Linked DNA regions of Homo sapiens: regions 1, 2, 3, 4, 6 and 7 are each linked to region 5. Evidence: chromatin loops called from intact Hi-C (ENCODE). Cell type or tissue: A673. All regions are shown on one strand.

The links. Peaks named below come from ENCODE experiments on the same cell type or tissue, not always from the same donor. Only the 100,000 strongest peaks of a DNase experiment are listed, where the experiment ranks them.
Region 1: it touches region 5 in a loop (11-fold over the local background); 11 of 110 quality-filtered maps call a loop at or near these places.
Region 2: a loop joins it to region 5, with 7 times the contacts of the local background. A loop is called at or near these places in 7 of 110 quality-filtered maps.
Region 3: it touches region 5 in a loop (13-fold over the local background); 11 of 110 quality-filtered maps call a loop at or near these places.
Region 4: it touches region 5 in a loop (7-fold over the local background); 2 of 110 quality-filtered maps call a loop at or near these places.
Region 6: a loop joins it to region 5, with 7 times the contacts of the local background. A loop is called at or near these places in 8 of 110 quality-filtered maps.
Region 7: it touches region 5 in a loop (9-fold over the local background); 30 of 110 quality-filtered maps call a loop at or near these places.

Annotation. Positions count from the first base shown.
Region 1 is chr7:31,486,351-31,490,350 of GRCh38, forward strand. No RefSeq gene overlaps it. Among named protein-coding and RNA genes, the nearest start is that of ITPRID1, 26 kb to the right of the region's middle. In A673, CTCF peaks have their summits at 2,450 (motif pointing left) and 2,657; a DNase peak (open chromatin) is centred at 2,411.
Region 2 is chr7:31,371,088-31,375,087 of GRCh38, forward strand. No RefSeq gene overlaps it. Among named protein-coding and RNA genes, the nearest start is that of NEUROD6, 32 kb to the left of the region's middle. RefSeq lists an enhancer at 484-1,103. In A673, CTCF peaks have their summits at 2,437 and 2,638; a DNase peak (open chromatin) is centred at 2,474; H3K27ac peaks cover 317 bases.
Region 3 is chr7:31,734,833-31,738,832 of GRCh38, forward strand. It overlaps a transcript of PDE1C not described here. Among named protein-coding and RNA genes, the nearest start is that of PPP1R17, 50 kb to the left of the region's middle. In A673, a CTCF peak has its summit at 1,761 (motif pointing left); a DNase peak (open chromatin) is centred at 1,719.
Region 4 is chr7:31,341,303-31,345,302 of GRCh38, forward strand. No RefSeq gene overlaps it. Among named protein-coding and RNA genes, the nearest start is that of NEUROD6, 2.6 kb to the left of the region's middle. In A673, no CTCF peak of the experiment used is centred here; DNase peaks (open chromatin) are centred at 2,499 and 2,789; H3K4me3 peaks cover 470 bases; H3K27ac peaks cover 4,000 bases.
Region 5 is chr7:31,191,487-31,195,486 of GRCh38, forward strand. All of the region lies in intron 2 of LOC107986781 (a long non-coding RNA gene), which reads left to right. Among named protein-coding and RNA genes, the nearest start is that of ADCYAP1R1, 140 kb to the left of the region's middle. In A673, a CTCF peak has its summit at 1,612 (motif pointing right); a DNase peak (open chromatin) is centred at 1,635; H3K27ac peaks cover 398 bases.
Region 6 is chr7:31,441,213-31,445,212 of GRCh38, forward strand. No RefSeq gene overlaps it. Among named protein-coding and RNA genes, the nearest start is that of ITPRID1, 71 kb to the right of the region's middle. In A673, a CTCF peak has its summit at 2,338 (motif pointing right); DNase peaks (open chromatin) are centred at 1,589 and 2,359; H3K27ac peaks cover 1,487 bases.
Region 7 is chr7:31,632,420-31,636,419 of GRCh38, forward strand. The region is part of intron 10 of ITPRID1 (ITPR interacting domain containing 1); the gene reads left to right. It also overlaps a transcript of PDE1C not described here. Among named protein-coding and RNA genes, the nearest start is that of PPP1R17, 53 kb to the right of the region's middle. In A673, a CTCF peak has its summit at 1,686 (motif pointing left); a DNase peak (open chromatin) is centred at 1,682; H3K27ac peaks cover 1,017 bases.

The DNA of each region.
Region 1 (4,000 bases), 290 kb after region 5:
CGCTTTGTCCCCTATTTGCTATTATGATGGAAAATAGCACTTTATAACAACCTAATGAGATAGGGACAACTGCCACTCTTTTGCAGAGAAGAAAACTGAGAGTCCAGGGTTTAGTGTCTTGCCCTAAGCCATAGGGATGGTAAGTTACAGTGTGGGAGCATCTAAGCCTTTTGACTGTGAGTCCATGGTTCTGCAGCTGCCTCCCTGGGAGCAATGTGATCCTTTAAAAACTATTACTCAGCAGATCCTCGGGAGAGGATAATGAATGATCATCATGATGCACTTCCCAGAAAGCCACAAACTCAGGCTGCTTTGGGTGGAATCCTGGAAATTAGTGGAAGAAATGCTCTGGTCAAGACAGCCAGGTCCTAGGGCCAGTTCTGCCACCTTGCATATGTGTAACCTTGGGCAAATCTCTGCACCCTGCTAGGCATCAGTTTTCATTTCCACAAAATGGAAGTAATAATCCCTGCCCTTTCTATTTTATAATACTGTTGAAAGAATCAAATGCATAATATGGGTGAAAAATGGTCATTAATCAAGAGTGCCATTTGGGTCTCTAAAGATTGACTCACAGTATCTATTATGTATTTATTTTTATTCTAAATTAATTTTTCCTAAGAGATATTATAAATATGTTTGAACTGCACTTCATAAACTTTTTTATCAGCCAGACTAAATTTTTTATAGTCTACTCTAGCAGAAATAACTCATTGTCATTGTCATCACTTTGATAAACAAAGCTTTGAGGGCTTAAAACATCACCGAGGATAGAACTGATATTTGCCAAGGGATCCTTTGGTCCATGAATCTCACCAATTGGCTCCCTGTGCAGTTACATGAATGAGGAAAGGACAAGGCTCTTGGATCTGCGATGTCTGAACTGCCTCCTGCCAAGTGGCAGGGACAATTTTAGTGCTGCTGAGAATCTGACTGCTGTTTCCGCCCACTCCCGCCTTCCTCCTTCCTCCTGTCCTTGAGCACGCAGATGCTGCCTGCCTTCTGCTCTCTCCTTCACCATTTTCTTGCATTTCCATGTCTCCTTGTACCCGTTTTCCTTACTTCAGATTCTCATTACTGTGTTTTCCTTCTTATCCCTCCCCACCCCCTATACACATAGTTATATATTGCTTGGTTTCTCCAACAGACCTATGCTGTGTTTCCTTACCACAATGAGCATGCCCGGGCACAGCCTGGGGGTAGCAGGGGTGATTCATTCTCATTCTTCTCTTGAACCCTCATGATACCAATGATAAGGGTCCTTTCCAATATGGCCAACATCTTTACTTCCCTTGTCATCTTTCCCCTGGATTACTGTATCCTTTTATTTGGGCACCTGCCTCTAGTTCTGCCCACTCCAGTCTACTCATTCACCCTACTGCTCTCAGAATGAACTTTCTAAATATAAATCTGACCTACCACTTCTGGAATGCAGTAGCTAGAACCTACAAACTCCAGATAAAATCCATATTCCTCAGCTTCACATTCAAGGTCACCTGTCACTTACCCATTACTTACTGCTCCAGATGTACTCATTCCCAGTTACACAGGTCCTGCACACTGAAAGTAGATCTTCGGGGGCACTGCTAGTGAATGAATGAATGAATAGCGCTTGCTCAGCATGGGAGGTTGTATGATGCAATGGAACCTGTATAGATTTGGGGTTAGACCTGTGTTAAGGCCCCTGAAACTTATCCACTGATATTGAGCAATTAACCTCTTTTAGCCTAATTTTCTCTGTGTATAATAGAAAATCTTATGCTCTTCCCACAGCTGGGACTAGGGAATGGTGACTGAGGGATTTACCTTGGACACAAAAATTAAGGAAGCACCAAAAATTCAGTAATCAAGAAAATATCTTAATACAATATTTTTTGGAAAAATCAAAATTGGTGAAAAAAATCCATGATGAACAAAATTTTAAAATTGTAAATAAAGACAGTATCTGACCCGACTCTGCTCTTACCCGACTCACCTCACTTGCTGCCCTTCTCATTGACATTACATTACTGGTCATTAGTGACCAGTGGCACTCTATAAACTGTAGTTGGCCTGGAATATACAGAAGGTCAAAGTGTTTCTATATTTTAATAGTAATTGGCCAGAATGATTTTATGTGTGTTCCACCCATTTGCAAATTTGGGCTTTAATTTTGTATGTCTTCTGTTATTTCCTTTTTTTAAGCAATTTCTTTTTAGTATCGCAGTTTACAAGAGTTTTGGTGAGCAATGGATTAGAAATAATTTTACAAAAATGTTCCTTCATCACAGATGGCTTAGGAAGCACTGCTCTGAAATTCAACGCAACCCCGAAGCTCTGTGGTTTTCTAGGATTGATTCATTTGTTTCTAACTGAGATGTACCGAACCGTGAAAGGATGTGGGCTGGACATACTAACTCCAAGGAGCCCGGGTATCATTGTAGTCCATGTCAATGGCGCCCCCTGGTGTTCGGGGGCGCAGCAGCCCTGTGCGAGTCCTGCAGCAGGCCCTCCTGGCCCATCCACTCGGTATACCCCACTTAACTTTTTTGCGGGGGCGGTTTCATTTTTGCTTTTTCTTTCTCACTTGCTGCTGCATTCATCTGGACAATGAATTCATCTGTCTATCTATTAATTCAACAAATACTTATCGAGCCTCTACTATGGGTAGGGCACATTCTCAGATGCTGGGAGTAGCGATCCATGAAATCTGACAGGGTACCTACCCTTAAGGAGCTTACAGTCTAGTGGAAAGGGCAAAATGAACAATTAAGCAAACAAATAAATGTATCAAACTTGTGAAGTGTTAGGAAAACTAAACTAAGTGTTCTGATAAACAAGAAGAGAATAAGGTTTACTTAAATCGGGTGTTCAGGAAAGCCCTTCCTGAGGACACCATCCCTAAAGGATGACAAGGTCTTAACAATTCAAATAACAAGTGAGAAACCCTGATAGGCAGAAGAAATGAAATGCATTAAAGTCCTAGGAGGGAAAGAGCCTGCTGTGTGTGGTCCAGGACCTGAATGGAGAGCAGTGTCATTAGGCAGAGGGGAACATGCCATGCAAGATTGACGAGGTAGCATGCCACATCATGCAGCATCTGTAAGCCACGGTGAGACGTATGCTCCCTACTTCAAAACATGTGCACCATATTTGAATTGTATATGATTTGGGATATTGAGTGTGATTAGCACAATCCCACTCTGCCAGAGATGCCTCCTTTAGCTGCCATGGTGGACACTTGGTTTTTTTGTTGTTGTTGTTGTTTGAGATGGAATCTCACTCTGTGGCCCAGGCTGGAGTGCAGTGGTGCGATCTCAGCTCACTGCAACCTCTGCCTCCCGTGTTCAAGTGATTATCCTGCCTCAGCGTCCCAAGTAGCTGGGACTACAGGCATGTGCCACCATGCCCAGCTAATTTATGTATTTTTAGTAGAGATGGGGTTTTACCATGTTGGCAAGGCTGGTCTTGAACTCCTGACCTCGGGTGATCTGCCTGCCTTGGCCTCCCAAAGTGCTGGGATTACAGGTGTGAGACACTGCATCTGGCCTGGACACTTGTTTTTATGTCTGCTGTGCACTTCCACCACCATCCTTTGTGACTGCTTCTCTCACATTGTCGCTTTTTTGTGTGCTGACTGATCTCTGTCCCTGGGGAACCCAGGCTGGGCAGTCATGGCTTGGACTTAGTGATGGGTCAACAGAAGAAACTGGGACCCAAGTTGAACGCATCAGATTACTTCCCTGAGGTTTACTCTAACCGGAACCAACAGGAAAGATGATGCCTCTTTCGTAATTGGACCCCAAACTCCCTGCGGCCAGATTCCCTGCCTCAAGGAGAAAATGTGTACACACTGGGAGAGAATGAAATAAACAACAGGCTGGCTGATAGAAAGGTTGGATGGATGGAAAGCTGGAATGGTGGTGAGTTTCCCGTCCCAGGCTCTGGCCCTGGGATGCTGCCCTGCTTCCTTCATTCCGTGCATTACGCCAGAAACCTTCTGATAAGTCCATATTACTTA
Region 2 (4,000 bases), 180 kb after region 5:
CCCTTGGCCCCAGCCCCAATGCTTGTCAGTCTGGGGTATTCATGGGGTTCTGCTGGTGGTTTGCCTTCTTCACAGGAAAATATATTTTTTCCTGCCGAAAATTTCAGCCTGGGCATTCAATTCCTCAGTCTGGTGGTCGGCACTATGTCTGTAAAATATTCTATAACATTTCTCGGCTTTAGTGAACAGATTATCACCCATTTTTATTTTCGTAGGAATCGGCATAGTTGGGACACTTAACTGAAATGATTGGACCACACTGTGAAGGACATAAAGAGCTATGAAAAATCCCAGCTTTGTTGCTCTACAGAACACAGAAATATCTGAATGAACAAATTCAGTAAGCCACCCTGATATGTTGTCTCTGCAACATGATCCATTCACCTATATATAGATATTTAGGTTTCTCATTTTCTTCTTGATGTTTGATATCATAAAAATATAGACAACATCCATGGATCCTGATGATCAAAAATGTTTTTCTCCAGGTCTTAAGATCGTTTAGTCAGAGGTGCATTTCAATGCAGTTGGTTCATTTCTGAGCCCTGGGACTCTCTTGTGTGTGTTTGTAGAAGGCATGGAATAACAGTTTGTTTTGCTCTCACCTTCACCTCTCTTCTTAAGGCGCAAGCTGAGCTTTATAGTTCAGAAGTTAAACACATTAGAATATTTATTTAAAGGCAATTGCACTTCCTGCTGTCTGGGTAGCTGGGCTCACCAGGCCACTAGACCCCCAAATGTGTATTTGCCTTCTGGTGGCCCAGCCTGCAGGGCCATTGTCTCCCTGTTGTTAGCAAATGGTTTCCTCCACAAGCCTTTTAACTCCACAAGTTTGCAACCATTAATTCTTAAGGGTTTTGACAAATCTCCCCAGTTAAATATTAAACAATAAATATGGCCCGGATGGTAACAGTGCATTGTGAAGTCTGTTTGAAGTGTCCTTTAAAATATTAAATTCAAATAAATGATTGAATCAGAACAAAGGCTATATCTTAAGACAAATTCAGCCAAGTCTCTTTAACCTTTGAGCTTTCAACATAGATTAGAAAGCCAGGGCAACGCATGCTTTCATAGCAAATTGAAATGGGATTTTTGAAACAGTTCCTGCAAATACAGGTAACCCATACCTAGGTTTGATCTGCCTTTGCCATTTTGGGGGAGAGATTTTGCTGCTCATTGTTTGATAAAAATGTGATTTTTTAAAAAGCCCTTATGTTCAAAGAAGCAAATCCTTGAAAACGCTAGCTTTGGGTGCTATGTTTATTCCTTGTCAATGTCTTCCATATGAAATCTGTTCTGCTTATAATATCTACCACAGTTGGAGCCTTGAAAAAAATCTGTTTCATATCTGCCCTTTGTACTTAGCTTATTTTGTTTTATGCTTCCCCCAAGTTATACGTCTGTAAGCTGTCTTTCTTCTAAGCAGGCGGTCCTAGAGGAGGAGGAATTGGGGGATTGCCCTGCATTTAGGGGAGCCTGGACTTCTAACACATGAATTATACCTTAGGTAGGAAGCAGGTAAAGGAGAAGAAGGTGGATTCACCAGCTGGGAAAAAAGATGAGTAAAGCCAAATTCTGCCTCCTTCTCACTCCTACACCCTGTGCGGCTGGTCCAGCACCCGTTGGCTCTTCTCTTGGGTTTGTGCTCTGCCACAGCGTCCCCATCTGTTCCATCTGTTTCCTCGACACTGCACAACCTCCGGTAGCTCTTGATCCAGCCTGCCCAGAACAATGACTCCACATACCCAAGCTTCTTAGAAGAGAGTGTGACACAGTTGGCTACAGGGCATGCACGATAAAGAGACCCTGTTATAATAAACACGGGTTGCTCATTAGGAGCATATGGTTGACATCGTGGGGGCTGAAAGGTGTGAGCATGTCGAAGACAAAGACACCCATCAAACATCTCTTGAATGAATGCTTGTGGGCTGCAAAGGTTTCTGAAAGGAGCAGAGTTTCTGCAAATGCACTGCACTCTGGGAGGCCTGTGGGTTTCTGTGCCCACCCTGGTGGGAGGATGCCCCAACACAAGGCAGTTTGGTCCTCAGCTAATGCCCTATTGTCTGAACGCTGTTTTGATGTAGACCTGTTCCCTGCCCCTTGCTGATGCTCCATCAGGTAGACAGGGATCTCCCTCACTTCAGGAATTGACAAAGCAATTGTCTGATGCCGGAGAGGCTAGACATTGTCCAAACCAGCAAAGGGAGCTTTGACATCCAGAGAGAGAGCCTCCCTGAAAACCTAGGAATAAGATGCTCTTCTTTCCTCTACAAGAAAGAGAAATATCATCTGATGGGACAGCCCCCATGGTTTCAGCACCACCCGGGAGGGAGCCTAATTAGGAGCCTGTTGCTGACTTGCAAGGCTAGACTTCTCCCAGAATCGGGGTCAGGCTGGTCAAAGGCACTATCTGCAGTTCCTGCATGTCCATTCTGTTCATGCCACTAGGGGTCCTCATTGGTTTGTTCAGGACAGAGCAAAAGGCAGCTTTTGAGATAGAAACCACCAGAAAGAGGCCTTCAATTTGACTTCTTTGTGGGTCTCAGGCTGTGTGGTCTTGGACAAGTTACTCAGAACCCCTGGGCCTCAGTGTCCTCATTTCTACAATGGGAAGAAGAAGGGGCTGAGAACTTACTTTCATGGAGGACCTACTAGGTGCCAGACATAGCTTTTGTTTTAATAGAGGTTCCTCCAGAAACAAAGCCCGAGACAAGGACGTGATACAGTGGTTTCTTTGGAAATTGTGGATCCCAGTTGAGGGTGACACAGAATAAGGAGAAGCTGACCTTCGGGTATGTCACGGAGGGGCTGCTGAGCACGGCAGAGGCTCGAGCCCAGGGAGACCTCCTCAGCAGGGTAGAGTGCCTCCGGGAGGCTGGGCCATTTGTCTGCCAGCTCCTGTCCCATATGGAGTAAGGGCTGCCTCTGAGGATGATGCATTTTACCACAGAGTGGAGAAGTCCCCAGAACAGAAAGTGGAGACACATGGTACACACTTAAGGTGGGTGAATCTGAAACCAGACAAGCTGTCACTGAAAACAGATGTGAGTCGAAGGGCTGTGATGCAAGCACCGGGGCCACCATGCTCAATGATACATGTATAGATATACATAGCCTGCCAATGCATTGGACACAGACGAGGCAAGGCTACTGTCTTCCTCCCAGAGTTGAGAGGAGCATATGAAGGAAAGTGCTGATGGTGACTGATACAGGGTAGATTTTGACTAATAGAACTCAGCATCTTGCTGGGGCAGGGAGAGTGTAGCTACTCAGACATTTCCACTGCCACAGAACCCCTCCCTCCACCGGGGCCACTGTGTGTGAGGAGAAGGAGCAATGTGAGGAAGAAAGGGGCCCTTACCAAGGAATCATTTGGGAGTGATTCAGCAAACCTTCTGTCTGCTAAGAATGAAGGTCGTTTTAGAATTTCTCTGTGCTTACCTGTGTAGGTGCAGGATCCTAGATATTTTTGAGATGATTAATTAAATCCAACAGGGAGATAACTTTCAGCAGCACATCAAACAGCCACAGAATGTGTGGCTAGCATTACATTTATGTGTGTGTAAAATCTTTTTAATATAATTATTACTGCATTCCCAAAAGACATACTTTTCCCAACTAGAAGAAAGACAGAAAGAAAGGAAGGAGGGAATCAAGGAAAGAAGGAAGAAAGGGAAAGAAGAAAAAGAGAGAGAAAAAAGAAGGAAGGAAGGAAGGAAGGAAGGAAGGAAGAAATCTGTATTAAATGGAGAGGAACTTGTGAACATAGATCAAAGCACAACTGGCCTCACATCCCCTCCAGTGGAAAATGTCGTGAGCCTAACAGGAGAGCAAAGTTTTGAGGTGGTGGCCAGGGTGCAGACATAGCCTCATTATAATGAAGAATTACCAATGTAATTATTAGCACCTGACTTTACCTAGAAGCACACATCTGCATTTCTACTTAGGATCATTCATACCTCAAATTATCTGAGATGAATTGCATCAAATTCCTAGTGAG
Region 3 (4,000 bases), 540 kb after region 5:
TGTTAGAACATAAAGACTTTAGTTGTTTGGACCTAATAACTTAAAAAGTAGACTAGGAATATCTTTTGGCCTAGAGTTGCCGAGACTATTTTAAAAGTTTAGGGACCTCTGCAAATTGAAGCCTTGCTACTCTAAGTATGGTCCCCCAATCAGCATCTTTTGATGTCACCTGGGAGCTCATTACAAATGCAGAGCCTCCCGCCCCACCCAAATCAGAATTTCATTTTTACAAGATCCATAGGTGATTTGTAAGCACTTGATTAATATTTGAAAAGGATTGCATAGGCAGGGTGCAGTGGCTCACGCCTGAAATCCCAGCACTTTGGGAGGCTGAGATGGGCGGATCACTTGAGGTTGGGAGTTTGAGACCAGCCTGACCAACATGGAGAAACCCTGTCTGTACTAAAGATACAAAATTAGCCAGGCATGGTGGTGCATGCCTGTAATCCCAGCTACTTGGGAGGCTGAGGCAGGAGAATCGCTTGAACCCAGGAGGCGGAGGTTGCAGTGAGCTGAGATCATGCCATTGCACTCCAGCCTGGGCAACAAGAGTGAAACTCTGTCTCAAAAAAAAAAAAAAAAAAAAAAAAAAAAGCACTGCCTTTAAGTGTCATGAGGGCAGTATAAGCAAACGTCCCAGGCCTGCTATTGCCTCATCAAACCATACAGAAGGCATCTATCCGCTGGGGTCAGACTTCAGATCCTGCCCTGGACACTTAGTAGCTGTGGATGTTAGGTGACATTGTGAACTTTGAATTTCAGTTTCCTCATCTGTCAAGTGAGAATAACAGCTGCTTCTGTCACCTTGGGGTAGTCATAAATGTTAAATGAAATAATGCTTACAAAATAGAATGTCTGCTCCTGAGTAGAAGGTGAAAAAACAACCGTTTCTTTTTCCTTTTGGGTCTGTGGCTCTAGGGCATGTTGTTTGTCTTCTTCTGTGCCTTTGATAGATTATAATTGCAGAAGTGGCGAAATTGTATATACGGTCATCCCTCCGTATCTGTGGGAGATCGGTTTCAGGACCTCCTCCTCATACCCAAATCCAAGGATGCTCAAGTCTCTTATATAAAGCGGCATAGTATTTGCATATAACCTATGCACATCCTCCCATATATGTTACATCATCTCTAGAATACTTATAATACCTAATACAATGCCTACACATTCACGTGGATTCAACAGTGCATTGCTGTGTGCAAATTTTTTTGTGGATTTTTTTTCCCCAAATATTCTCAATCCATAGTTGAGTGAACACAAGGCTGTAGTACCCACAAATACAAAGGGCTGATTGATTGTAGAGTCAGTGGGGAGATGAACGCCCATGAGAACAGCCAAGCACATGCAAAGACGCACTCTCGTTCCAGGTCTTGTACCAGCAGGTACTCCCTGGAAATGTGGGCAGGCTTGCCTTAGGGATTTCTTTGTCCCTACAATGAGGCCTGTAGACAGAGAAAAACTGGCTGTGGGCTTGATTTTTAAGTTTTCCAAGGGCAGCCCGAATAATCCTGCCTAATAGACAAGGACACATTCTTCCCTAAGACTGTGAGTTCCCCAAACTGGAGACCCAGGTTCACTCCTACTGGATCCACCCCACACCTAAGGCAGTGCCTGGAGACTGGAAGGGCTCAATATGTGTTTGCTGACTTGAGTGGAACGTACCAAGCCAGCCTCCATTCTTCTCTATCCTGGGAAACCTTGGTCCAACCGTGTGGCTTTTTTCCCTACACACCACCGCCACCTGCAGGAAAAATTGTCACATTGCAGTTGCTTGCTAATGCTAGAGCCTTTAACACTTGGGAAACACTGATTTGGAATCTGCGTGTTCAATGTGTTGTGATCCTTCATGCAAGGTTGAGGTTTATTTCTGCCTGGCAAAATGTTTTTTTCTCACAGATAAAAATGTTATAGAGTTAATGCTATGGGTGCACAAAAAAGGAGACATGATATTCCAAATTATGAGAATCCCTTGTGTGGGGGGAGGCTCAGTGTAAAATTAGGTGGGGAGGCCGAATCAAGTTTCCTTCAGGCATCTGCAAAGTAGCCACTTAACGCAGTTGATGTTCTAATTACAAACTAGTTGTTCATTATAACAACTCTTCTAATTCTTTTTTTCCCCCTTTAAAAAAAACAAAACAAAACAGAGTCTCACTCTGTCACCCAGGCTGGAGTGCAGTGGTGTGATCATGGCTCACTGCAGCCTTGACTCCTGGGCTCAGGTGATTCTCCTGCCTCAGTGTCCCAAATAGCTGGGACTACAGGCATGCACCACCACACCAGGCTAATTTTATTTTATTACTTTTTTATTTTTATTTTTATTTTTTTTTGTAGAGACGGTATCTCACTTTGTTGAGCAAGCTGACCTTGAACTCCTGGCCTCAAACAATCCTCTCACCTCAGCCTCCCAAAGTGCTTGCATTACAGGTGTGAGCCACCATACCCCACCAACTCTTCTAATTCTAACCATAGCTATAGAAAAAAATATATAGATAAATGAATACCACCACCATTAACCTAGTTTGGTCTCTTTGCTTCATATACAATAAAACTGTTTCTTTTGAAACCCAGAATCAAAAATGTAGCTTTTCAGTAGTTCAGACTGACATGCCAACATAAGTCTGAATTCACTCTCAAATATAAAACATTGCCTCTACTCCAAGATATTGTAGTGTAGAAAAGTAAGTCCAGGCTGGGTGCAGTGGCTCATGCCTGTAATGCCAGCACTTGGGGAGGCTGAAGTGGGCGGATCACCTGAGGTCAGGAGTTCGAGACCAGCCTGGCAAACATGGTGAAATCCTGTCTCTACTAAAAATACAAAAATTAGCTAGGTGTGGTGGTGGGTGCCTGTAATCCCAGCTACTCGGGAGGCCAAGGCAGGAGAATTGCTTGACTTAGGAGGCGGAGGTTGCAGTGAGCCAAGATCGCACCATTGCACTCCAGCCTGGGTGAGAGAGCGACACTCCATCTCAAAAAAAAAAAAAAAAAAGTCCATTTCTTCTGCAATAACCATTCAAAAACACTCTAGTTTTGATCATCATAAATAAGGAGAGGTAAGAACCAGAGATTTAAGCCCTGTTTGCCTCAAAGGACTGTTATATAGGTTAAATAACAGCATAGAAAACCTGAAAAACCCTAGTAGATGCCCATAGGGATTTGTCTCCTTCCCCTTTGGGCTGGAGTTCCTTTACCTATCCCTGCCCACCTTTCCGCTGCTGTCACCCAGTCCTCTCCTGTGCCCCAGTGCTGGCATCAGCTTTAGACGATGCTCAGTGTACACCTCCCTCCAGCCACGCAGCCTAGCAGGCCAGTGCGAGACCCAGGAAGAGTCGAGGGTGAGGTGAGAAGGGCTAAAGAGAGGATACATGAGCCCAATCTCAATGGAATCAGGGTGTATCAGTCTGTTCTCACGCTGCTAATAAAGATATACCTGAGACTGGGTAATTACAAAGGAAAGAGGTTTAATGGACTCACAGTTCCGCATGGGTGGGGAGGCCTCACAATCATGGCGGTAGGTGAATGAGGAGCAAGTCACATCTTCACGGTGGCAGGCAAGAGCGCTTGCGCAGGGGAACTACCATTTATAAAACCATTAGATCTCCCGAGACTTATTCACTACCATAAGAACAGTATAAGGGAAACTGCCCCCAGGATTCAGTTATCGCCACCTGGCCCTGCTCTTGACAGGTGGGGATTATTGCAATTCAAGGTGAGATTTGGGTGAAGACACTGCCAAGCCATATCACAGGTGCTGCTTGAAAAGCAACCCAGCTAGGAGAGGCATTTCTGCAAGGCCATCCCAGGGGGCATAATTCCCATAGCACCAAGCCGCCATGGGCCAGGAGGGCAGCAAGCCCAGGGGCTTCTTGGAGATGGTGGCCAGCTGGTGAGGAAAAAATAAGACTTGGGACTCAGGAAGACCTGGGTTGGAACAGAAGCATCCCCAGGTGCCACCTGTGTCACCTGAAGCGGGGCACAGAGCACTCTCAGCCTGCATGTTCTC
Region 4 (4,000 bases), 150 kb after region 5:
TATTAACATGTAAGACTTCTGTGCTTCTTAGGCATTTGGAATAAAAGAACAGCTTCTCCATCTGGGGTCTGTGAAAGACATCCTCAAATACTCCCCTTCCTACACTTGCTGGTATCTTTCACCAACTTTTGCAGAGACACTGCAAGTCCGTTGTTAAGGATTTCAAACTACATACTTTGTCCTCTGCAGAAAGTCACTAACTTCACTCTTTTATTGTCCCTTATCTCTTCCCAGCGTTAACTTGCTTGTTCCCTCTCATTTCATTTCAGACACAATAAACATAAAAATTATCACTTAGGTGTTTGTCTTCCTCTCCCTGACATTCTGCTGAGTATTTTAATCAAAGATTAGCTTTCCTGTTTTTGTTTTTTTTTCTTTTTTTTTGACTTTCAGATTTTTTTCTTTCTCTTAAAAATCTTGTCCTCACATTTTTCTCTAGACCAACATCAATTTAAATATCTTCTTGTTCTTGTATCAGTGTCCAGTTGTTTTTCCCTGTCAGGTGTATTTCAGATTTATCTTTTTTCCCCGCTCCACACTTTTGGTTTCTTCTTAACAAAAGCAGGGTGGAAACAGTTAAGCAAAGCTGGCAAAGCCTTATAGATAATACGAACTGTGGAGGCAGAGACAAACTCCACCTTCCTCCTGTTTTCTCTTCTCCCGTGCCCCCACCCCTATAAAGGACATTTGATTTCAGGATTGCCTGCCAGTAAAGTAAAAAGTGCACTTAAAAAAAATAAGTAAAAGTTTTAAAATAAACAAATAAACGCAACCTTTGTTGTTTGGCAACTGAGTAATCTCTTTCTATAAAGTGAGAGAGTATGCTTTTGGTATTAAAGTAATCCCTGCAGAGCTGTAACTGTTGAATCTGTGTTAGCATTCCCCTTATAAATCCCAGTTTTGCAAGGTTTAGAATTCTGCTGCTTTAATGCACTTTGGATCCAAATTGGCACCAAGGGCCTCACACTAAATTCAATTTTGCTTCTGTCATACCCCACTCATTTCCACCTTCTTCAAAAAGTTGCTTGACTTTTCCTGGACAGTTCTAGAAATGTTGGGGAAGCTGGCAAAAAGGAGAATCAAATATGTAAAAGCAGATAATTTTTCTCTCTTAATGGCCCAGTAAAAAATGCAAATTTAAAATAAGAGTCAGGCTATAAACTCCTAAGTTAAAATAGGTAGGTTGGCCTAGCTTCTGTTTTTTAAAAAGCCAGATATACCATAGCCATTGTAAAATTTGTTGTTTAAGAATATATTACTTGGTAATGGGTGCATTGAGTATATTTCAGATGGCTTTTAATTCAAGAAGTACACACAGTTTTTATATTAGCATAGAGAATTTCTATAGGAAGGCCAGTTGCAGAATTTTGTTGGTCTCCCATATGATTTAATTTTTAAATGTAAAGGAGCGTAAGTATCAGAGTCATGAGCCACAAAGCAGCCAGTGCTGTCTTGAATTTTGTATATTGCACCATATTCTAAACTTGCAAAGTCTCCAAAAGCTGCATTGTATTAAAGGCATCACAAACATGAAAATCAAAATCCAAGGAATAGATGACATGATATGCCAGTAGAAAATTACCATGGATGTACTTCATTGAAAGGGTAGATTTTATATTTTATCTTGGCATTTGCAGAAAAATGAGAAGCAATTTATCGATAAAAACATTTGAGGCTGTGCTATTCCTGCCTTTGAACACGAAAGAAAAACCTTTGGTGCTGACGGGGTGGAGGAACAGAATTAGTGTTCAGGTTTTCTGACTATTAATCTATTGTTTGGATGCTTTAGTCTTTTGTTTTTTTTCAAAAAAAAGGTGGGGGTAATAAAAAGTTGTTATGTCAAGATTTAGCAAGAATTAAGTGTGTTTGTACAATAATCTTTCAAAAGAAATTTTGTTATGCATTTTCTACTATAGTTCCAGATATGCAAATGCCTGTGCTGTTAATATGCATTCATAACATACACCATAAGGGCTGTTCTACTCTCTGCTAAGAAAGCATGTTAACACCAATACTCCAAACAGAAATACATTCTGACTTATAGATGAATATGCAGAGTATGAGAAGTGTATTATCACCATTTCTATAATGTAGTTTCTCATTTTACAACAACTACTGCATACCAAAGTTCATATCTCTAACTCATTTTGGTATTAATTTAATTGATATGATTTTTGCTTCTGGGGCCATGCAATTTTATATTTTTTAAAACGTGTCCAATGTCTGTCTGTCTGCCTATCTCTTGCTTTCACTGGGTAAATGCTCATATTTCACTCATAAAAATGAGCCACGGAAAATTTAGATATAATTTTGACTCTGTTGTAAGACAATAAAAACCAAAAGTCCCAATTAAGGCTCGAGTGTTGTTGTTTTTTATGTCATCCTGTTGGTGCCTGTGTCTTAGCAAGTGGGAATTCTATTGACTCCCTTTTTCACAGTCCTCTCATCATTTGAGATCAGTTTGAAACATGACAGGCATTTTTCTCAATTCTCCAAGGGTATAAGGCAACAGAATGTGGACTGGGACAGGATCAAGCAGCACAAGCCCAGGACCAGAGTTTTTTCCCCAGATGTGGGGTACTAACACACACTGAGATCAATTTTGAATTTTTCTCTCTTTTCCTTCCTTCCTTCCTTCCTTCCTTCCTTCCTTCCTTCCTTCCTTCCTTCCTTCCTTCCTTCCTTCCTTCCTGTCTTTCTGTCTTTCTGTCTTTCTTCTTCTTCTTGCCTTAGACAGATCTTCAGGGTGCTCATGAAGCTTGTGAGCAAGCTCCTCAGTGTTAGTTCCTAGAGTTTTAACTTTGTGATCCCCATTGGCTTGAAATAGTTTTATGGCTGTGGCAGTGTCCCACTTTGGAAAACAGTCCTTGGAATTTACGTAAAAGTGTTTTAATTATCAGGCAAAATATAAAACAACCTCATTCCCTCAAGTCCTTAGAGGGCTTAAAAATATAATTTAAACATAGATGGTACAAAGATGTTGCTTATATATACACATGAGGATTATGTAGACTAAACAGATAATCTGTAATAATTTGAGGGCAACTTTTGGATTACTTATTAGATTTACTTCAAGGTGAAGACTACACTGAATTATCTTATTATTATGTAATAATTATATTTGTTGTTTATGTGGCTCATAGACTGCAATATTCAGTCTTCTATTATGCTTTGCTCAAACAGCACTCTTTCCGGAAATATTCTTTATTATTTTTCCCCCATGGAACATTTTACTGACCAAACCAGATTTAATTTTTATTTCTCATTTGTTATTAAATAAGGGCATCTAACACTACCAGTTAAAACTTCTACCAGTATGAGAAAACTAGTATTACTGGACTGAGTTCTTATAATTCCAGCCACAAGTAGCGAGATGATGTTTTAACTTTTGTGATCTCACTGTAAGGAAATGTACAGTTTTCTTTAGGCTTTAAAAATATTAAGAATAATGTGTTAACCCTAATTACTACTTTTTATAATACTGAATTAGAAATTATTGTTCTATTCCAATACATGTAATGTAGTGATTATTTTTAAACATAGAAGACAGAAATACAATTTGTTTCTTTTTCCTATTACATTCATTCATTTTGTAAGATTGAAGTAAGACCATTTTATAAGACCTTTATGCAAGAGATGTTTTTGCAAAAGTTTTATGCAAAGTGCATTTTTGAAAATCAAGTTTTATGTTAGGTGATGGTATGATGAAGTGCAGGCTCTCTTAACACAGACGATTCCTGGATGGATTTGAAGAGGTCCTTGAGCCTCCCAAGATGCTGTGCAAATTGGCACGTATGTACATACATGCACTTTTCTAAGGAAAGGCTTTCTTTGTCAGATTCTAAAAGGGTAAGAATGACAAAGAGTATTTTGACATTTTACTAACCTTGTTTCAAATCTTGATCCTGCTGTTTAATAGCTGTATGTCATTCATTCGTTCATTCATTCATTAGTTCATCAAAATCTTATTGAAGATCTATTTTGGAGTAATTTTTGACTC
Region 5 (4,000 bases):
GAAATACACTCTCATCTCCCTCTCTTTCACATATATATATATATATATATATATATATATATATATATATATATCTCCTCTTGCTTCTTCTCTTTGGAGATCAACTTTATAAACATCTTTTTCTCCATCACCCTGAACCTGCCTAGGGAGGTTTTAATAACAAACAACAGTAAGAACCACGCTAAATAACTAGGTACCTTTTTGATTGCTTAGCCTGTGCCAGGCACTGTACTAAGACTTTAGCGTGCATTATCTCGTATCATTTCACAAGAACTTTATGACAAAGGTATTTTACTATTCTCCTTCCAGAGATGAGAACACTGAAGCCAATAATTTAAGAACTTCACTCAAAGAACTTGTAAGTGATGCCCCGAATCACTGGGATTGATCTTTAGAGTTGGGTCCTTACCTATCACAGTGATCCAGCCCTATGGAAAACACCACTCCCTTTCCTCCATGAGAAACCTTGACTTTTCCTTGTGAACTGGGGTGCTGAGTTACTAGGTGTTAGCAGAGCTTTTCCATTAATGGGTGAAGGTGTTGAGAGTGTAAATTCAGTTTTGAAAAATGCCTTGAGAGCTGCAGCTTAAAAGAGATTGCAGTATAGTAGTCAAGAGAGGAGGCGGCTGGGCGCGGTGGCTCACTCCTGTAATCCCAGCGCTTTGGGAGGCCGAGGCGGGCAGATCACGAGGTCAGGAGATTGAGACCATCCTGGCTAACATGGTGAAACCCCGTCTCTACTAAAAATGCACAAAAAATTAGCCGGGCTTGGTGGCGGGCACCTGTAATCCCAGCTACTCGGGAGGCTGAGGGAGGAGAATGGCGTGAACCCAGGAGGCGGAGCTTGCAGTGAGCCGAGATCGCGCCACTGCACTCCAGCCTGGGCGACAGAGCGAGACTCCATCTCAAAAAAAAAAAAAAAAAAAAAAAAAAAAAAAAAAAAAAGAAAAAAGAGGAGGCTATGAGTGTGACCGTTTGGAGTAGAATCCTCACTGCAGCCTGCCAACTGTGTGACCTTGGACAAGTCACTTTGCCTCTCTGTGCCTTAGTTGCCTCATAATAAAATATGCATAATAAATGAAAGCGCTTAGAACTAATGCCTAGCACATACTAATCACTCAGTAAATGTTACCTGCTACTGCTGCTATATTCTTGCCATCACCATTCAAAGTATTTAAACAATTACGAGAAAGAAATAGCTTTAAAATAACATTTTCTATCTCATGCTGCAAAAGGCGCCCCCCCCAACTTCCTTTAACCATTTACTTCATTTCATTTCTTTTCCTCATAAGAAAAATGAAAAGTACAGAGGTTTCTCCCCACCTCCTCCCCCACCACACACATTTTAATTAAGGTGTCTTTTGAGAAAGAATACTTTAATCCAAAGTGATCACTTTGATACTCGAAGAGACACATTTGGAGGCTACTTGGCGAGGGGGAATTAAAGACAGAGAAGCTGAATAAATAGCAAGCAAAATGTTAATGTTTTGGCTTTGTGGTGTCTGCATCTGAGAGCACTCCACGCAGATTTTCTTGGCCGGCTCCAGCTGGAAGCCTTCGGTGTCTCCTTTTGTGTGCGCGGGAGCCTGGCTGCGGATTGCCGCGCTGCCCCTAGAGGTCAGTCTGATCCAGGGATTGTCTCGAATCCGCGCAGCTCTGGACCCGAAAGGAGAGGCTCAGGGAGAGGATAATGCGGTTGCCAAGTGCCAGGCTTGGCCTGGGTGAGAACCCGGGGCTGCGCGAGCACGGTGGCCTCGGTGCGTCCCCCGGCTGTCCCCGCCGCGCTGGGCGGCCCTGCCGCAAGTTCTCTCTACTTTCTCAACACGGGTTTGCCAAAGTCAGAAAAGGTTGGGATTTTTCTTCAACGTGATATGACTGGGGTTAGCTTGACTTTGTAATGGTAAAAAGAAAAGATGAATGTAAATGGCTTAGTGATATTTTCTATTAAACTATGATTTTTGCTTGTGCTGCATTCAACTGACTGCAACCAGGAGCCAGACGGCCTGAGACCTGTGAGGCCCTTTCCATCAAGAAACCAGATTTCATTTCACAAGAAACTGAGGCCCAGGGAAGAAAAACAACCAAAACACTGTTGAAGTCACTTGAAAACAAGTCTCAACTCAGGGTTATTTCCACTATACATAATCTCATTATTTAAAATATGATGAAGGATTATTGGTTTTAAAGGCCTTGAATTGACATAAGAAACAGTTAGGTATTTAGTTGGCAAACTGGCATAGCTGGTTGAATTCAGAGGCAGGTTGTGTTCAGATGGGGGAGGAGGGAAACCAAGAGTTACCCCTATTTGTGAGGTCCTAGGCAGATTACTTTACCTCTCTGTGCCTCAGTTTACTCATCTGTAAGATGGGATAAATCGCAAGGCTTTATTTCAGGAAAAAAAGCTAGAGAATAATTCAGTGAGCACTCTGTGAATGTTGGTGGCCGTTGTTTATTATTATGAGTAGAAACATTGCAAGGGAAGTCTTGAACACAGAGGGAGGGGTGGGAATGCACTTTCTCATCTTGAGGGGCTCAACATTACTCCTTCAGTTTTTTCCCTGCATGACTTTCAAAGTCATCTTCTTTAAATATCTTTCATGACCAACCCCCTCCATCCCCTCACCCCCCATACAAAAATTCAATGTCCTATTAAAGCAGAAGGAATGTCACTTGGGAACTAGGTAGTGGAATTGGGATTGAGGTGATAAGGACTAGCATGGCAAGTGTTGGAGGGGAAAAGTCTGCCCCAAGAGACATTTCCAGGGAAGAATTCTCAGGGTTTAGCAACGTCCTCAAGTTTAAATTCTAAAGGAACAGGACCTTCCCTGGGACTTTGGCTATGTTCTTTCTTGCCCTGTGGTCAGTTAGGTGTGTATTGTTCATACTCAGATTGTCCAATCTCAGCTTCCTAGAGAACAGAGATTCCATCCTACAGCTGGCTTCTTGTGCAGGGGTGCTTATGAAATGCTTCCCTTTGGTGCAGATTGCTGGACAAGGTGCTCACTGCAGTCTCCTCCTTACAAACCATCTTAGGTACCATTATTTTTGTCCAGACACCCTGTATAAGATAAACAGGGAGAAAGCTGATTCAATTGCTGACCACTGTCTTTGGGCTTTTCTGTCTTCTCTCCATTGATTTTGCTGTGTTTGTAGTATTTGAAGATCTTGCTACACATTTTCGTCTCATTGATATGTATTTTACCCTTTGGAGAGGGGCTGATGTCCAATCTTCCTTTAACCTGGCAGGTCTTGAGATATTTGAAGACAGCTACCAAGACTCCTCTAATTCTTCCTTTTTTTTGGTTGTCTTTAACCATTCCTCATGGGGCATGATTTTTAGAGTCATCATTATCTTGGTTACCACTGGTTTCTAGATCTTCTCCCCTTTGTAGATATCTCTCGTCACCTCCTAGATATTGTTACTCAGAAGTAAATCCAATGCTGTGGCTAGGATCAAATTTTCTCACAGCTCTAGTTTATCTTCTGCTTTCTTTGGAAGACTACACTGTCATTAATACCTTCCAGTACTATATTAGTGCCTCTGATGGCAGTATTTTGCTCTTGAATCATGGAGCTTATAGCCAAACAATCTCCAAAGTCTTTCTTACATCAGTGGCCACTGGGTCATATTACTCCCCATCTTGTCCTTGATTAGCTGGTTGTCTGAATCCAAAACCTGGGTCTTATACTTAATTCAACAATAGCAACTTGTACATTTTGTAGACTATTAGTCTTTTTGGCCAGACTATGAATTCCTTGAGTCCAGACATTCTGCCTCTCAACTCTCTATTTCTAGTGCCTACCACAGTGCCTGGCATTTTATAGGTGGTTTACAAACATGGAATAAAAGCATGGCCTATTGAAAGTCTCTGAATCCTAATTTTCTTATTCATAAATACTCACAATATTATCCATAATATATAAATGTTACATGTAAGTGTGTTAAAGTGTTCTTCTCTCCTCATCCCAAATTAGTAATGTTTTGATTAAGACAGAGCCA
Region 6 (4,000 bases), 250 kb after region 5:
GCAGCATCAGTACCACCTGAGAGCATGGTAGAAATGCAAAATCTTAGGCTCCACCCCAGACCCACAGACTCAGAACCTGCATTATTACAACATCTCCACTACAGTCTGAGAAGCACTGTATAGGGGAGAGTTTTCTCCCTTCAGGCAAGCACACACACACCCCCTCAGGGACACCAGAGCTCATTAACCCTTGAGAAGGAGATAGCCAATACTTGAAGTTGTTAAGTATATAACCCTGTTGAAGATTGTAATGATGGCTAAGCTTTAGTAGATTTTCTAGGGAGAAATGGGGAGTCCCAGTTTAACAAAATTGGAGACAGAACTGGACTCTATATGAAGCGGGATTTAAAGGGAGAGGCCTGTGGGATGCAGAAAAGAAAAGTTTTGTAATGACAGCTATCCCAGCGGAACACCCTCTGAAAGCCTGCCGGGAGAATATTTGAGAACTGTCTCCCTTAAAGACCCAGTGGGACACTTTACTTTGATACAAGGCACACGAGGGACAGATCAGGACAATGCCTAATTTCCCCCACCCACGTCTACTTGGAGACAATTTTTGAACTTTCACATAAAAAAAAAATCTGGAAAAAGTGTCTTTCAAACTTTCAGATATGTTTGACTTCCAGGTCACAGTAGGAGATATGCTATGCATTAGATAAGACTGAAAAGTTGCATAAAACGGTAGTCACCCTTCCTAGGTGATGCACCCTGATATTTTCTTCTATTATATTTCATTTTTTAAAAACTCCCAATGTGACCCACTAAGTTGATTTTATGATCTCCCAGTGGGTCACGGCCCATAAATGAAAATACACTAGTACAGCTGTCTTCATTTAGAGGAAAGAGAGTAGTGGTATTAGGAACAATTTGAAAAGAAGCATTCCTTCCTGTCTAAGTTCCAGTGAGATCAGGACTATCCTCAGTGTAGACACCCAAGTGGCCTGTGTACAAGAGCCCACAGATAATGCAGTGATTCCACTCTGCTGGCTCCCGGAGGAATGTCTAGAGACACGTTGTATGGAGGAGAAGAAATAAGGAGGAGCAGAAGCATCAGCATTTGCCACTTCCATGTGGATGACATCAGTAATTTGGTCCAAGGGCAAACTTTCGTGTTTGCACAATAATCATCACAAAGAAGTTTTTTTTATCGTAGGACAAAAAGTTAAAGTGAAAATATTTAGTACATTTTCTCTCAAATGGGCTTTGTATGAATAAGGTTTTGAGAGGATCCAAGAACAGACCAGATTGATCACCTTAGCAAGAACGATGGGCAGAGAGGGAAAGAAACAGAGAGGAGGCCAGAAGGACCAACATGAGAGAGCAGAGAGGAGACGGAGGGACAGGGGAAGTTTGAGAATGAAAGGAGACTGGAAACCCTGCTATGCAGTTAAGATGGTTTTTATTTAAAGTGTGGTATAATCCCTTCCTTGACATCCTACCCATCTCTAAGAAAACCTTCAGAAAAGGGCTATATTCCCCTTTAAAGCTTTTGTAGATATGTGTGTGTGTGTTGGGGGTGGGATGATGTGAGGATGGGTATTTTGTGTATGATAAAATAAGCCTTACAGTCATAGTCAAAAGGCCAATTTAATTCCGATTGCATAAGTAAAGTAAAATCATAGTTGTAACTAGTAAATTGACTCTGCTGATTGAGCAATTGAGAGGAACACCCAATAATAAAGAATGAGTGAGTTACAAGTGGGTTTCAAAGACGTTATCTGTAGATTTGATTTACGCTCCTAAGTATTTGCACACAAGACTGCAGATGTTTCCCTATAAACATTTTCTTAGCAAGGTCAAAGAGGGCCCGGTGAACAATGTAGTCTTTGTACACTTAAAATTTTAATATGGCTTTTTAAGTTTCTGAAGGCCATATCAACTTTGGTGTCTGAGATCTCTTAATGGACTACAGGGTCTAATCTCACAAAGGTCAAAAGCTTAAAGAGAAAATTGTGATTATTTTTATTTCCACAAAATGGAAAGAAACCCATAGAATACTCATAGAACAAGAGATCCTCCTCCTTCTTAAAGTCAAGTTCTCAGATGCTCTCAATTGATTAAAAAGCTTTAGAATAAGAAACGAGGCTAAAACAACATTTAAATGAGACTTTTGGGGGACAATCTAGTGTCACACACGAAGTTGAATGAACCTGTATTTCCCTAAAAGGAATGCTGGGCATACTCAGAGTGCTAAGATTATTGAGAACCGTCGCATTATTGAAGTTTAAGTTATCAGGAGAAAGCTATTTATTGGGCTTTCCTTGAACCCTAGAGCTTGATGAGATCTCTAATCCCTCTCAGCAGATAAAAGCCGTGAAGGATGAAGTAATGTGTGATATCCACTAGGGGGCAGTAAAAGCTGCAAGTGTTCCCAAGGCAGGCTCTTTAGAATAAGGTTTTAGGAGTCATGATGAGGAAGTAAGAAAAGATCCCTAAGATCCCCAAAGACAACAGATGAGCTCTCACCATGCTCCTGGTGTCACAGTGCTCTGAATGGATGTGAGAGGTAATGGGTTTGTAGCCTTCTCTGAGAATGCCTAGATAAGAACACACAGGCTCATTTCCTTCTTTTGACCTGTTGCAGAAATAAGCCAAACAGAATGTGCATACAAGCTCAGAAAATTAGTACCTGAAGTAATTTGTGCTAGCAGCTAAGGATGACAGACAATAGGCCAATCAGAACTTAGGTAGAATAGAAAATTGCAACCAACCCTCTGAGCATTATCTTTCTTCTATCTACTGATAATCATTGGGAATTATATTTCTCTTACCTTAAATATCATAATCTTCCTGATCTTCAAATGAATTGTTTTTGCAGCAGCACCAAGCTCTGTGTATAGAGATAAAGGCTAAATCTCTGACACTTTGGTCTTCTGCCTCTAAACCATCCTACTGCTTTCAAGAGTTCAGCTCTCTTCTCTGTCCCATTTCCAGTCTCAGTTTCATCATCGTAAAATGCAGGACTTGACTTTATGTTTTCTTTGATTTTCAAGTCTCCATCCCTGTCATCTTCCAGTGCTGTTCTGGGGTCACCTCCCATCAGTCCCCACAGGCAGTTCTTCCCAACTCTGCATTCAGTGACTTCAGGTTGGCAGCATAAAATCAGCCATGGTGGAAGCATTTACGCCGCAGAATTGGCAAATGATATAAACCAGGGTGCTTTCCTTCCTGGAGAGCCAGTTGTTAAACATTTATCAGCATACCAGTAAACCTCTCTCCATTCAAGTTCTAACTTTCAGCCTGATAGACATAACTATTTGAATGTATCATGACCATCTCAAACTGTACTGGCAAAAGGTAAAACCTGAGTCTCACATTTGTTTCCTTTTCCTTCTCTACCCTCTGTCTCTTTTGAGAAAGAAATGACACATTTTTCTTTTTATTTTTTTGAGATGAAGTCTTGCTCTGATGTCCAGGCTGGAGTGCAATGGTGCGATCTCGGCACACTGCAACCTCTGCCTCCTGGGTTTGAGCGATTCTCATACCTCACCCTCCCGAGTAGCTGGGATTACAGGCACGCGCCACCACACTGGGCTAATTTTTGTATTATTAGTAGAGACGAGTTTCACCATGTTGCCCAGGCTGGTCTTAAACTCCTGACCTCAGATGATCCACCCGCCTTGGCTTCCCAAAGTGCTGGGGTTACAGGTGTGAGTCACCGTGCCTGGCCAGAAATGGTGCATTTTTCAGTCAGCTAAGCATATAATCTTGGTATCAGCTTTGGTTTACATTTCTCTACCTACTGAGGCTATGCACAGTCGTAAAGATTGTTCCTTTGAAGTCTCTCTTAAAGTCACCCTTTTTTTCTCATTTCCCTTGCCAACATTTATCATGTCACACCTGAATTTATTTAAGAAACTTCTAGGTTTTTTTTTTTTTTTTTACTTCTGTCCCCTCCAATCCTATAAGTGGCAACAAAACTTTTCTTCAATCATGTCTTCACCCCAATAAAAAAACTCTCATGGCTCTGCCTCTCTGATAATATTTCATGTCTAACACC
Region 7 (4,000 bases), 440 kb after region 5:
CTGGGTGACAGAGCGAGACTCCTTCTCAAAAAATAAATAAATAAAAATAAAAATTATCCATGACAGGATGGAACCATGGTCCCAAACAAGCTAGATCAAATTTCACAAGGATATAAACTAAACCATTCACTTAGGTTTCTAAACATTTATTTATTGATTTCAAAATAGAGACTGATATCAGTGTAACCCAACACTGGGAACACAACTTCTGACTAAACTAACACAACCTTAGGCTGTGTGTATGGAAGTGAAATCTAGCAGCAGGAAAAGAGCAGTCCTCCTCGTTTCCATGTTGGTCAGACCGTCATCCCTACTACTGAAGCCCAGCTGGGTGACAGGTTTTACAGCAAGCATTAAGTAAGAGCCTATTCAAAAGTACAAGACACAAACAGCCTGAAAAGCCTGCCCTGTGAGAGCTGATTTAAAGGGTCTGGGGAGATTTTTATTTTTATTTATTTATTTATTCATTCATTTATTTATTTATTTGAGACAGAGTCTCACTCTGTCGCCAGGCTGGAGTGCTGTGGCGCGATCTTGGCTCACTGCAACCTCCGACTCCCTGGTTCAAGTGATTCTCCTGCCTCAGCCTCCCGAGTAACTGGGATTACAGGTGGGCACCATCATGCCCAGCTAATTTTTGTATTTTTAGTAAAGACAGGGTTTCACCATGTTGGCCAGGCTGGTCTCTATCTCCTGACCTCGTGATCTGCCTGCCTCAGCCTCCCAAAGTGCTGGGATTACAGGCGTGAGCTACCGCGACCGGCCAGGTCTGGGGAGATTTACGCTGAGGAGAAAGGCCTGGAGAGTCCAAGCGAGCTGTCTTTGGGAAAGGAGTTCGACACATTCTGCACTACTCCAAGGAGCAGAGCTATGACCGACAAATGTAAAATGCTAAGGTAGAGGTGGCCAATACAAAGACGAATTTCCTAAAACGTATGATGCTCTCTGACCAGATAGGAGTCATTGCTTGTCACCAAAAGTGAGTAAGCACTAGCTAAATGACCATCTATAAGGAGTGTTCTGGAAGGGAGGTGGCACCATCCTGTCTTCCAACCTGGGGAACATAGAGAGGTTTTGTTTGTTCTACAAAACATTGAAAATTAATTTTGTAAAATGCCTTAGAAGGAACAACTGCTCTCTGGTCTGAACAATTCACACTACCGCCCATTGTCCTGAAGTCTAGCTGTTTCACATATTTATGCCACCTGCCCAGCTCTTAAAGGCATTGGCATTTGCCTAATCTCTAATGTCCATTCCAACTCTAGGCTAACTTGCTTGGTGACTCAGCTTCACCACAGAGCTGTCACAGAATTTTGTACCATTGGAGGACAGAAGAGATAGGAACTTGACCATAAAATAGTTAAAGTAGAATTGATTGATGAAGACAGTTAACTTCAAACAGTCTGAGGTTGAAACATTTCTCTTGCTCTACACAACTTTATCACACTTGACACCCCATCACCTCTGCTTTTTCTCCCTCTTCCCATGTAACTTTCAATTTTATAGCTTCTGTGAACTCAGACTATTTTAAACAGGAACTTTCCACCTAGAATTCAGAAGCTTTTATTACCAGACCAGCCCAGCCCAGAAAAGCAGGTTGACTTTTCTTACTAATTTTAGCCATTCCAAAGGTCCTTTGGCAGGGACCAGGTTCTTCCACTCTGTGGTTGGTGTAATGCTGCCATCTGGTGATTATTCCCACAAAGTGCCTGAGGCGTCTGTCTCCTCCTAGGCAGAAATGTTTCCCAACTTACAAGTCAGTAGAGTAGTCCTGCCCCAAGCAGGGTCCCCCTAATTGGGAGGGTAAAATTCATCTCCATGAAGACACTTGTGTGCTGAAAATGGTAATTTCTAATTAATATTAGTATTAACCATGATTATTATTAATGATACGAAGATTGAGTTATAACAGATAATATTAATAATGATGTCCTGCAGCAAAAATTTACATATAACATTATGTAGCCTATATATTATTAGAAATATATTACTGGATATTATCCTTATTGCAACCCCACAAGTAACATAGTATTACCATATTCATTACTTTCCCTATGAGGGGACAGACTCAGAGAGAGTAAGAGGCAAGCTCCAGATCACACAGCCTCTAAGTAGGAGAGTCAGAATCAGACTCCAGTAGAGCAGGCTTCAAATTTTCTAGATGGTTCAGCATGGAGCCTAACTAGATTTCAATAGCATCCAGTGTACAGAAGTGGACCCCCTTAAGCTATGGGATAGGCAGGATGGGGGAACCAGCAGTCTAAGGAGGCATGAAAAAAATTGTGCAGGGCTTGGTGGTGGTGAAGGATTCCATTTACACAACTGGTTTGGAACAGGATTCAGCTGGCAATAGAATGCTTAGGTGATAAGATCTAGCTGGAGGAAAAGGACTGGTAGGTGCCAGGTGGGAAGTCAAGGCCCCACTGGAGCAGAGTAAGGAAGAACTGTGGCTCCTTCGGCATATTGAGTGCCTAGGGAAAATGCCACTGAGGGCAATGAGACGTCTCAAGTTCCCCTAGTCTTGGCTTAGCTAGCTGAAGGAACTGGGTGGGGTGGGATTGGCCAGGCGTGCTGGTACCACTGCCATTACTCTTGCCAGATGCCATATTGCCTTCCCTAAAGGCAATGTATTACATATTAGGTGTGATATGTTATATTACATATTAGGTGTGAGGGTGTGGGAGTGATAAATGATGTACATTTGTATTTGTCTGTTTGTTTAATAATCCATCATGGCCATTCTGAGCTAGGTGATTTCTCATCCTTTGTCTCATTTAATTTCTATGACTCTAAGGGAATATTTAGAATTTGGAAATCCTACATCTAGATGTGCATAGTCTGGTTGTTGAGAAGGTACTCTATAAAGAGAAAGGATTTTTAGCCTCTTGAAGAAACTAAACCATCAGTAACCTGGCCCACATTTTGCTTGGTGAATCTCTCAAAACGATTGACATGCAGGCATTTCACTTCTAAAACAAACACAAGATAAATAAGCCTCTACACCTGAGAGAACTATGCCCAATTCCACCATTTGATCTCATCATTCAAGTGAGGTTCCCAATGTCTGATTTTTTATTGCTTGAGTTTCAAACATTGGTTTGTTTTTTGTGCTTTACACAAGTACAGTTAATGAAAGGCAACAGTTATATCACAAGTATACCTCTTTTGGAGGAAATTACTCTTTCTACCTTTTAGGGACCCTTTGTAGTTGTTTATTTTCATTTGGACCAGTGTATTAGGCCGTTCTCATGCTGCTATGAAGAAATACCCAAGACTGGGTAATTTATGAAGAAAAGAGGTTTAAATGAGAACACATGGACACAGGGAGGGGAACACCACACATTGGGGCTTGTAAGGGGAGGGCGGGGGTCAGAGGAGAGGAACAGGAAAAATAGCTAATGCATGCCAGGCTTAATACCTAGGTGATTGGCCGATAGGTGCAGCAAACCACCATGGCACAAGTTTACCTATGTAATAAACCTGCACATCCTGCACACATACCCTGGAACTTAAAATAATTTTTTTTAAAAAAAGAAAAGAGGTTTAATTGACCCACAGTTCTGTGTGGCTGGGGAGGCCTCAGGAAACTTACAATCACGGCAGAAGGCACTTTTTCACAGGGCAGCAGGAGAGAGAATGAGAGCTAGCAGGGGAAATGCCAGATGCTTATAAAACCATCAGATCTCATGAGAACTCACTCACTGTCACAAGAATAGCATGGGGGTGGCAAACCGCCCCCATAATTCAATTACCTCCCACCAGGTCCCTCCCATGACATGTGGGGATTATGGGAACTACAATTCAAGATGAAATTTGGGTGGGGACACAGCTATGCCATATCAACCAGACTGGTATAAACTAGCCAGCACATGGACAAATGGGCTCTAACATATCACTCTGTGCTAGTGTTCTAACGTATAATTTCATCCATTCATTGTAAGAGGGTTAATAGCAAACATTGCATATGAAGCTTATATTCAAGAATAGTAACTGCTTCGAG